2 separate regions of the Homo sapiens genome follow, and region 2 is linked to region 1. Evidence: chromatin contacts called from ENCODE Hi-C or POLR2A ChIA-PET data. All regions are on one chromosome and are shown on one strand. Each heading gives the region's core, a stretch centred on a gene start or an enhancer-like site at or near the end of the contact. The rest is flanking DNA. Distances are from core to core; before and after follow the strand shown. Region 1 overlaps MIR3681HG (MIR3681 host gene). Region 2 has its middle 180 kb from the start of MIR3125.

Evidence for each region. A loop is a pair of places that touch in the nucleus more often than their neighbours do. ChIA-PET counts read pairs that join two places held with the same protein, here RNA polymerase II (POLR2A). Pooled maps may share reads with other maps.
Region 2: a loop to region 1 is called in a map of aorta, with 2.9 times the contacts of the local background. The contact joins two enhancer-like sites. A Hi-C loop is called at or near these places in 1 of 168 maps with a recorded cell type or tissue (aorta) and 5 of 50 pooled maps. POLR2A ChIA-PET finds 5 or more read pairs at or near these places in 1 of 52 experiments (activated T-cell).

Annotation. Positions count from the first base shown.
Region 1 is chr2:12,318,924-12,324,258 of GRCh38, reverse strand. The region is part of intron 4 of MIR3681HG (MIR3681 host gene); the gene reads right to left. Among named protein-coding and RNA genes, the nearest start is that of MIR3681, 120 kb to the right of the region's middle. Within about 2 kb of position 3,053, at least 10 of the 41 ENCODE cell types and tissues checked have a DNase peak (open chromatin) inside an H3K27ac peak, as active enhancers do.
Region 2 is chr2:12,916,352-12,921,686 of GRCh38, reverse strand. No RefSeq gene overlaps it. Among named protein-coding and RNA genes, the nearest start is that of MIR3125, 180 kb to the right of the region's middle. Within about 2 kb of position 2,711, at least 16 of the 41 ENCODE cell types and tissues checked have a DNase peak (open chromatin) inside an H3K27ac peak, as active enhancers do.

The DNA.
Region 1 (5,335 bases), core at 1,804-4,303:
TATCCCATTGCTAACTGCCCTCATGGTTTTTCCATTTGAATATATTTGCAATGAAAATTTCACTAGAACACCTTCTTTCCTGACCTGTGCACTCTCAAAATGTGTATGTTGGCATCTTCACTCCCCAGTGTGACTGTATTTGGAGTTAAGGCCTTGGAGATGACTAAGGTTAAATGAAGTCACAGGGATGGACCCTAGTCCAATGCAATTGGTGTCCTTAGAAGAAGAGAGGGAGATACCAGGAGTGTATGTGCACAGAGAAAAGGCCACGTGAGAAGAAGGTGGTGATCTGCAAGCCAAGGGCAGAGGCCTCGAGACAACCTCAACCTGCTGATGCCTTGATCTTAGACATCTAGCTTCCACATGTGAGAAGTAACTTTTTCATATTTGTGAGAAATCAATTTCTGTTGTTTAAACCACAAGGTTTGTGATTATTTGGTTACAGGAGGCCTAGCAGACCAACCAGCCAGCAATGCAGTGTTTTCATGACCTTGCTCAGACTGAATCCGAATTGGCCACTGGGCTTCAATTCACATGGCTTTTCTCCAAATTGGGGTTACACTGGGGAAGGTTTCTGGGGTGAGGTTTTATTGGCCATGTTGAAGCAAAGCTAGCCCCACCTGACCTGGATAAAAGAGGCGGGGGAGTGGGGAGAGGCAGCTGTTTCCAGTGAGTGGGCTCCAGTTTGCCTGGTTACCCCTGTGTTGGTGAAACTTTGCCCCAGTGGCTGGACTCCACAAGCTACTTTGTGCAGAGCAGCCTCTGTATGATGCCACACTTCTATGCCAAGAAACTCCATTAGGAAACACTTAGCCTTGGCATTTTCCATTTGTCCCCTGTTCCATTAACAGCATCCTCTTGACTTTGGAAGGCAGACCACTCTGCTCCTCAGTCCACTCCAAAGTGCTTAATAAACTTTGTTTCAGGATGATGGATGCTGTAATGGAAAAAAAAAGGAGCAGGGGCTTTGCACCCACACTGACTTGCTACCAAACCCTGCCTCTCTCATTTGGGAGTTGAGAGAACTTCGGAAAACTTTTCTGAGCCTTCATCCACTCATATGCAAAATAGGGATGAAAGAAACTTTTACACAGTTGACATATGGGTGAATTAAGAACATAGCATGGTGTCTAGCACATTGTAGCTGTCTAATATTCCCTTTTTCACTGATCTTTCGAATGTATACATTTGAACATAATTTGTTTTAATTTTTAACTTAATGTTGAGCATTTGCTGACAATGGATAGATTATAGTATATTGGAGCTGAAATGTTCTTTGAGTTTCATGGTCTAATCCATTTCACTTTACAGGGAAAGCCATCTGCCCATGATTTGCACAGCAAGTTGTGTTCAGCTGGAACGAGACCCCAGTCTCCCTGACTCCTGCACTTTCTAGAGGACCTTGTGCCTGATAGGGCAAACAGCCACCAAATTTTGCTTAGTTCAGGATTACCATGTGGGTTTCATTCCTTCCCAGACAATTTCCAGCTCACCCATTGGAATCTCAACCCCAATCTGCCTCATTCCTCAGCATTCCCATCATAATATAGGCCATTGAGTTACCTCAACTTTTCCCTGCATAAACACATCTCTCAAGTTTGTTTGCACAGTCCCAGGCACCTAGGTACCTCCTGGGTGAGTGCTCCCGAACAGCAGAGCCATTCTTCCCTTTCTTCAGAGGCCTTCATTTTATAGAAAATTGGGCTTGATGGCTTTGATTGAATGCAGTAGAAAAGAGCACATCACACAATGCATGAAGAAGGTACATTGGGTTAAACACCAGGTACTTGAACTAGGAGAAAGAAAGCTGTCTTTCCATATTTTAATATTTACCTACAGCTGAAAACAGTGGTATGGCATCTAACAAGCTTGAGATCTGGTTCTAGCCTTTCTCGGCATTCCCTCTGCTGTCCTCCCATCCACTTTCCTACAAATGGGAGAGAGCTTCATTCGGGAAAACAACATGTCCTTGCACATGACTTTCTCTTTGCCTGGAAGGGTCATCCCTGTGTTTTCTATCTGAAAAACTTCATTCTTCTATCAAAACCTACTTAGAATCCCATCTCTTCAATAGAGTCTTCTGATTTTCTACCACTGTCCTCTGTGCTAACTCCATACTTTGTGGTTATCTTTAAATATCGTCTTTGTCTCCCGAAAGGATAAGTTTGGCTCTTTGTACTGGGCTGTTATTTCCTAAAGTTGCTGTGGGTAATAGCCATGTGAGAAAAATGTGTGTGTGTGTTTAGGGGAGAGTATTACTCATTAAAAATTTGAGAAAGCTGTTAAGCTAGTTGCTTTTCTGAAAGACAGAGCTTTTCAGTGTGGAGATACATTGAATCTTCATGGAGATTACATTGTGTATATCCATGAAGAATGAGAGGGAATTCAACGTTTTCTAAAACTTTTGCACATGGCATAGTTTTGATGGTTCATCCCCAAGGATGAATGTTCTGTAACATATTCAGAGGAATTTTGCACTGTTTCATAAGTCCTCTGAGGGAAAATAGTGAGTCCAATATATTTCTATCTTCCCAGGACCTAGCATTGAGCCTGATGCTGAATAAATAACTCAGTCAATGTATATGTATTGAGTGGAATAAACAGAATCACATTAGATTACTCACTCTCCAACCCAAGGCTGAGCAGAGAATCTGGAAGTGGGTAGCAGAGCAAGGCGAGCTCTTCCCTCTTTCCAAGAATTGACTAATTCTCATCAGGAACAGGCAAGATGCTCAAGCGGCCACTCTCTGCTGCAGCCCCCACACTTCTGACTCACAGCAAGCTCCCAGTGCCTCCCTCAGGAGAAAAAAATGTGAAATGTTTTGGCTGGAACTCAATGGCCAAGAATCTCACCACCTGCCATACTTTTTTAGGGAGTGCTATTAATTTGACAATAGTCCTTGTTTTTTTGTTCTCGCACAGACTGTCTGGGTTGCGGAGAAGCTGGCCTGGCAGAAGGAAGTGGGGCTTTTGCAAATAGTTTCCAGCATGGATCCTGTTCTCAGCCTGGCAGCTCCCACACACTGTCTCTCAAAGTAACCCGAAGCAGATATGCTAAGAGACTCCAGCGTTTTCAAATTGTTCTCTTGGCTCACAGGATGAGCTGGAAGCCCTTGAACATATCACCAGGGTTGAGATTGGCAGACATCCCCTCAGAAGATGCTGAGTTCTCTGTTTCACTTGGCCGGGTCACTAGGGGTACTGGCTGAAGTGGAAGCTGCTAGGCAAAAACAGTCCAATGGCCCTGGGTTTTGGCAAAGTCTCTAGAAGGATTTCTTAAATGTTCTGGTTTTAGCAGAGGCCAAATTATCTTTCTGAAGTATGTGCTCCCTTAATATCAAAACTTTCACATTTCATGGGAAATTCAAACCATATGTTTCCGTGCTATTTACCTTTAATGTACTCAAATGCCATCTTGTAAGAGAAGTTTGATTTCAGGAAAAAAATTGAGTCATCAATAAGCCCCCTTTCCTTGAGTCACGAATCAGTATTTTTCTTTTTTCTTTTTTTTTTTTTTTTTTGCAAATTCCCCCAAATCTCCCATGCAAAGAACTCAGGTTGGATCCTAAGTCCTTGGACCAGACATTTCCAGAAGGAACATTTTAAATTCAATTATGTTCTAAACTCTTCATGCTTTCTTTCATCCATATTTACAACCATAAATTGTAGCCACACAGTTACTAGAAGCAAAGAAGCCAAATAGATGTTGAAATGATGACGCTGGCGCTGGAGCGATGTGATTGTAGTCAATGTTTTGTTTTGTTTATTCTTGACTGATAAAGATCATTTCACAGTTTATTTTTAGTCTTGTTCATAGAAATGGCATTGTTCCTTGAGTACAAACGAATTAAATTTGTATTTAGAATTGTCATTTCATTTAAGTGGTACAGAGACTTATGATTTCATGCATTTGGGTAATAAACCAATTTTACCATGGCCCTGCCAGGTGCCAGTCACAGGGGAAGTCACATACATGAGATGTGACCACTGGTGGGAAAACACAAGGTCAAATGGGGAACTGAGTTTCTAATACACAGTCAGAAATGCGCGACCAGTGATTGGGAAAAAGATCAGATGCAGATCCAGATTGATTTACGGAGAGCATGCATGTTTACTGATTGTATAACAATCCAGTGGCTTCTTAAAAGTAAAAACCAGCAGAGATAAGCAGGCCTATCACAAGCTCAGAAAAGACATGTGCAGTGTAGTCACAGCCTTTTAATCAGATGTATAAAGAAACAGCCAAGGTTATGAGCTCTAGAATCAATGCACCTGCATTTGAATCCTAAGTGCAAAATGACAGAATAAGTCAAGAGAAAGGCAGGCCTAGACCCCGGGTTTCCTGACTCTGAAGCCAGTGTTCTTTGACAGTAATAAGCAACATACACCACAATTCCCTCCACCTACTTCATCTCCAGATCTGGACAGTGACCGTTGTACTACATAGTGCTGACTTACTAAGTAAAGTCACCAGTGAAGTTCCTTAGAAACAACAAAGCTTTGAGACATATATTTTTCTAGACATTACCCATTAAACTACAGCAACTAGGTAATCCATTCCATGGTAACATTACCTACAAAAATTGGTTTTTACTCAGTTATCTAGAAAATAAACAACAATAAATCTCCAAGGAGCCTTGGTAGGGAAGCATCTCTGCCTTCTCTTCAGTCTGACTGTGCTTCTCACATTAGGGTGAGGTCAGTCTTGGAATCTGTGGCAGTGAACCTGGTTTTATGCAAATCCAGGCACAAATATGGTACCTCTCCTGGGAGGGTCAATTCTACTGGAAATTTGGAGGGAAACATTATTTTGTATTAGAGACACAGAGACAGCAAAATGCAACATTGCCTGAATTAAAACAAGGCATAGAGCTTACAGTTTTGTTTTAAAACAATAGCTTACATTTATGGAGCCCTTAAATAGAGGAACTTAACATATATTAAGGATTAACATCTATTAACTTAACCTTCAGAGTAACTCAATAAGGAAGATAAAATCGTTGAAGCCAACAAGAATCCAAACTGAGAGAGGCAACAGAAGTTATCCAAGACACGCAGCTCCCAAACGTATAGGGATTCAAATCCAAGACACTCTACCCCAGAACCCATAAATATAACCACTATGTTACATTGCCTCTCACTCTGGTATTTACTGGAAAGACAGTTTTAGCTATGTCACCATAAAGCAAGGGAGTATTCATTCACTCTCTCCTGTTGGCTTTGAGTACACAGTGGAAAATTTTGAGACGCCTTGGATTCTAGCTTCCCCCATGGCTGGTGGCAGTTATATAACATGCACATCAGTAAAACAGCTGAATTGCAAATAGTCTACTAA
Region 2 (5,335 bases), core at 1,462-3,961, 600 kb before region 1:
TTAAATTGAAAGAGAATGCAAACTCAATGTCTCTCCCTCTTTCATAGGAAACTTCCAGTGTGGACCACAGGAAGAAAAATCAAAGTAATCCACGCTCCCACATTTCCCACATCCTTCAAGTCACACTACACTGAGTAACGGTCTCCCGATGCTTTGGCAATACCCATGTGTCTTTCTTTAACAACCAGAAATTATGAGGCCTGGACAGGATGCAAATTGTTCTCAGTCAGCCTGGGAAATAGCTAAGGGAACATGAGGCAGATGAAAATGATCTGTTTTGTCTTTCCTACCTTGGCCTTTGGGAAGCAACGTCAGCTTCGATAAACATCAAAAATATAAGGAGCACAGAAATCAAGTGAGTGGGTGCCCTTCTTTCCCGTCCATTACCATTCCCAAAGATGGCCCACCGATGCTGCTTTATTCTGGGAGTCTTGAGCCTTCAAGAGCTCTCATGTCCCAACCTGTCCTTAAGACACAAGGAGAGATTTAGTGCCAAGCTGAGGTAGGACATCCACCTTGAGTGGCTATAGCCACACAGGTCTGTTGCTCAGTATCACGGCAGAAAGAACAGACCTAATGAGTCAGAAGCTTCATTTTTACAAGACCCCAGGTCAATCATATCACGTTAAAGTCTGGAGCAGTTTGGTATGGCCCTGAGTTGGTAGCATACCAGGTGAAGACAATTGTGTGTGTGAGCCAAACCTTTTAATTAGTTTGAACTGATAGAAAACAGAATCCAATTTAGTTACCAATGAAGAAAAACAACTTGGATATCTGGAGTCACATCAGATGTTTGAGGATGATCTTCAGGTTTACTTCCAACTTCACTTTGGAATCACCTGGAGAACTTTTTAAAAATACACAGCTGAACTATTCGCAGTAGGAAAAACATGGAATCAACCCACTCAAATGCCCATCAATGATAGACTAGATAAAGAAAATGTGGTACATACACACCATAGAATACTATGCAGTCATAAAAAGGAAAGAGATTATGTCCTTTGCAGGGACATGAATGAAGCTGGAAGCCATTATCCTCTGCAAACTAATGCAGGAACAGAAAACCAAAAACCACATGTGCTCACTTATAAAAGGAAGCCGAACAATGAGAACACATGGACACAGGGAGGGGACAACACACACTGGGATCTGTCAGTGGAAGGTGGCGTGAGAGAACAATATCAGAAAAATTAGCTAGTGTATGCCGGGCTTCATACCTAGGTGATGGGTTGACAGGTGCAATAAACCATCATGGCACACATATACCTATGTAACAAACCTCTACATCCTGCACAGGTACCCTTGTACTTAAAATAAAATCAAATTAAAATTAAATACACAGACGGGCCACACACACTGGATATTCTGAATTAATTAGTCTGAGGTGGGACCAGGGAATAGGTGTTTTAAAAATCTCCAGTGGTGGTTCTGATGCATAGTGATGTTTGAGAACCATTGATCTCAGTAAGAGCAGAAAAAGCCCAATGGAGGAAAGTGATGGATCAACCACACGTAGCACTGGAACTACAGCTGAGGTTTGTGGACAGCTAGTAAGCACCCTTTAAAATCTCACTGTGTCCTTATGTGCCCGAAGTTCATCCCCAAACGTTTGATGTGACTCCACATATCCAAGTTGTCTTTCTTCATTGGCAAGTAAATTGGGTTCAGTTTTCTATCAGTTCAAACTAACTAAAAGTTGGTCAAACCTGCAGAGCAGTGAAAAGTAAGGATCTCCCCTTTTCCGGGGATTATGTTTAATGGTTCATTACGTAAAATAGACTTCCTGCCATGTGGGAGGTACTGTGCTTGGACCACAGAAGTGGGACCAACAAAGAATCTGAAATTACTTTGCCATTTAGTGAGCCCTATTCCCACGTGCATGGCCATAGGGCACATCCAAAGAAAGCTAATGGGGCCAGGAGTATTAAGACAAGGAGGTGGAGCAATTCATTCTCCAATTTCCCTGAAGATATCACACACATGCACTTTGCTCAGGAAGTGGTCTCTCACCTAATCCCTGAAACATTAAAAATATTGTAATAGCCTTAGAAAAAGAAGAGAAATTTATATCTTTAAACCTGATAGAAAAAAAGCATATTTAAGCATTTAAATATTGCTAAAGGAAAAACTTTTTTATTAATTAAAAAATATATATCAAAGAAAACGTATACGTTTTAGGAAGACTATGTTTTACGATTTTTAAATTAATAAGTAGTTAATACTGTAATTGTTTCTTTGCATAAAGGAGCTATTATATAAAATGAGTATATTTAAGATAACCACATACTCATTCCTTTCCTTTCTTGATATGCAGTACATTTTCTTTAGAAGCCAAATTTGTGCTTTGGAAAAGGCAGCTGAATAGCCAAAGTTGTAATTTTATGAAACCACAAAAGACTCTTCTAAAGGAATCTGACTTGAAAACACACTGCAAGGAAATTAATAGTCTCAGTTCAAACATCCTCTTTAATCCATCTCGTTTTGCCTCTTATAAAAAAGAGAAGAATGCAGTTGTCAGGCTGACTTAGGAGAAGGACAAGTATTGGGCAACATGCTGTTGGCGTGAGGCTATGGAACTTCTTTCTGGGGTATCTCAGCAGCCTTCGGGGAGCTGCCAGGGCAGAGACGTGTTGTGTGTCATTATCAATTTGCACTCTGATTTCCTAACAATTCAAGAGGCCTTTTGACAAAAGCCTCCATTTAGATCTAATAATAACTCTGGATTTTTGCTAAACGTCTCACAACCTGGGAACAGGCCCAATTGCTAAACATACTTGCACTGCATGAGTTTCTTTTACTGAGCCCAGAGGGGACGGCCAAGCAGACTAGAAAATGTGTGCGGGGGAAATGTTCTCCCTTTTAAAAGTTATTTTCAAAAGAATTTCTTCAGTTCATGTATGAAGTCCACCTGAAAGATTATCGTAATTGTAGAACAACTGCGGGTTGTCGAGTCCTAGCTGGGATTATAGCAGCTAAAATTCAATAGCTGTGCTTTTCCTATTGCATCATGTAATTGTAATATCTAATGGATTGACCTACTTCCCCAACTTAGTCACAGAACATGTAGTCCATTTCCAATACGCTGCAATATCCACGTAAACCTTCCTATGTCCTGAGGGGTGTATTCAAAATCTATCATACTCGATTTCTATTGATTTTTTCTCATAAGGATACACAGAAATGCCTCAGCCCCTTTGTGTCTCAAAATATTTCTTGAATTTGTTCAAAGAGAACAGTATTTCTTAATTGCCTCTTTCTTCTAATCAAGTTCTTATCGTTAAAGTAAATATTCAACATTCCTTTGAGAATTTTTCATGTTGTCATATGAGAGCCACATTTCCCAGCTTGGGCAAATTGTAAAGGAGAAGAATAGGGGAAAAAGTCAACAGAAATGGGGACTGGTGTGCTGGTATGGGAAGGGACAGGATGGATGGCAGAGTCCAATTCCAAGATCAGTAAGTGTGCCATGGCTTTGTTAAAATGTCTTAGATACCTTGCCTTGTCTCTGTAAAACTTCCTTAAGTTCTCAAATCATTTTGCCTTTGCATCCCAATTCCTAATCCATTATTGAATTTAGGTAGGTGTTTTCTTCTTCTCCTGTCTCTTTTGAGACATTGGCATGTCCAGTATGAAGTAGGGAGAGGCCCAAGGAGGAAGCAGATAAACTCAAGCTATCAAAAACAAAAACAAAAGAAAATTCCCAAACTACTGTTCTGTTACTTTTAGTAGTTCATTCAAAGGGCATTAATGAAGCAGAAGGTTGAAATAATGGATTAAAATTTAGTTTACCATCTCTTTGGAAATGTAATAGTTTCCAGTTATTTAATTGCTTGCATGTGCTGGATATGAGGTTTACATCATGGCGCCAGCATGAAGCAACTTTACATTATGTCTAGTTGGATTACCCAACTGGAACTAGAGCACCTTTAAAAATCTTCCCAAGCATTGGTCATCCAACCTCTCTCTGGACATTTCCAGAGACACAACACTCCTGATGTAAGTCTAGCAGTCAGCTCATTGCATAGGTGGTGAGTCCAAAAACATTAGAATGTGGTTCCTTACGTTGAGTTTGTCTAGCATTCCAGGAATGTCCTCTTTAGGGGATCACTTCCATACTCTGGAGGGTAAGAAAAAAATCCATATTCTTTTCTACATGACTGCTTCTTGGGGAGAGTTGATTCCAAAATTATGTCAATATTTGTTTAGACTAGAGCTTTTGAAATGCCATATAAACTTCTATGAATAGAGTGCCATCATGGAAAAAGGCCTTTAGCAATTCATCACATTTGTTTCCATTACTAAACGTAAGAGACAAGGTACTTCTACAGGAGGAAGAGACATTTTAGTACTTAGTATATATTCAGGTTCTTTCTATACAGCAATTGAAAATCAATAAAAAGTACTTTAAAGTATTCACAATTTAGACTTACATATTCTCTTTTTTTGGGAATTAATCCTAAGGAAATCAGCCAAAATTTTGGAAAAGTTTATAATTCATTTCTATTTTCCAAAAGTTTTTTTAAAGAACATACTTTTTAGTGTTAAAAGTTGTATTCTTTTAAAAGGGTCTAGAAAAGCTAAATCTTTAAGAAGGACACTGAAAGGACACAGAGTGACTAAGCTCACTTTTTTTCATGTTAAAGAATGTTTATTTTACTATTTTGCATTTTCTCTAATGTCTGAAATCAATTTAGTAAACCATATATTCACTTAGGCCTCACTTTATTACTCAGTAACATGAAAAACAAGGTAATGATGGAATCTTACAAATTCAATATTTGCTAACCACTGCAGAAGGCATGGGTCCCATTCTATCAAACACTGTTAATTTAGCAGACTAAGCCTGTATTGACAGTCTTAATCTTAACCTAATGATCTGTTTATTTAACAATTATCATTAGAAACCTCTGGCTGCACAGGAAAGGATGTTCAAAATACTACATAATTTTGGGATGCTGAGGTGGGTGGATTATTTGAGGTCAGGAGTTTGAGACCAGCCTGGCCAACATGGTGAAACCCTGTCTCTACTAAAAATACAAAAAAAAAAAAAAAAAATCAGCCAGGCATGGTGGTGCACACCTGTAATCTCAGCTACTTGGGAGGCTGAGGCAGGAGAATCACTGGAGCCTGGGAGGTGGAGGTTGAGGAAAGGCAGAGGTTTCAGTGAGCCAAGATAGCACCACTGCACTCTAGTCTGAGCAAGAGAGTGAGACTCTGTCACAAAACAAAAAACAAACAAACAAAAAAACCTAAATAATTATTCCTGGGCACAATTTTCACAAACAAGATTGTGTGCAGTTTTGTACTGCAAAGACAAGACACAATGTCTCCTTGT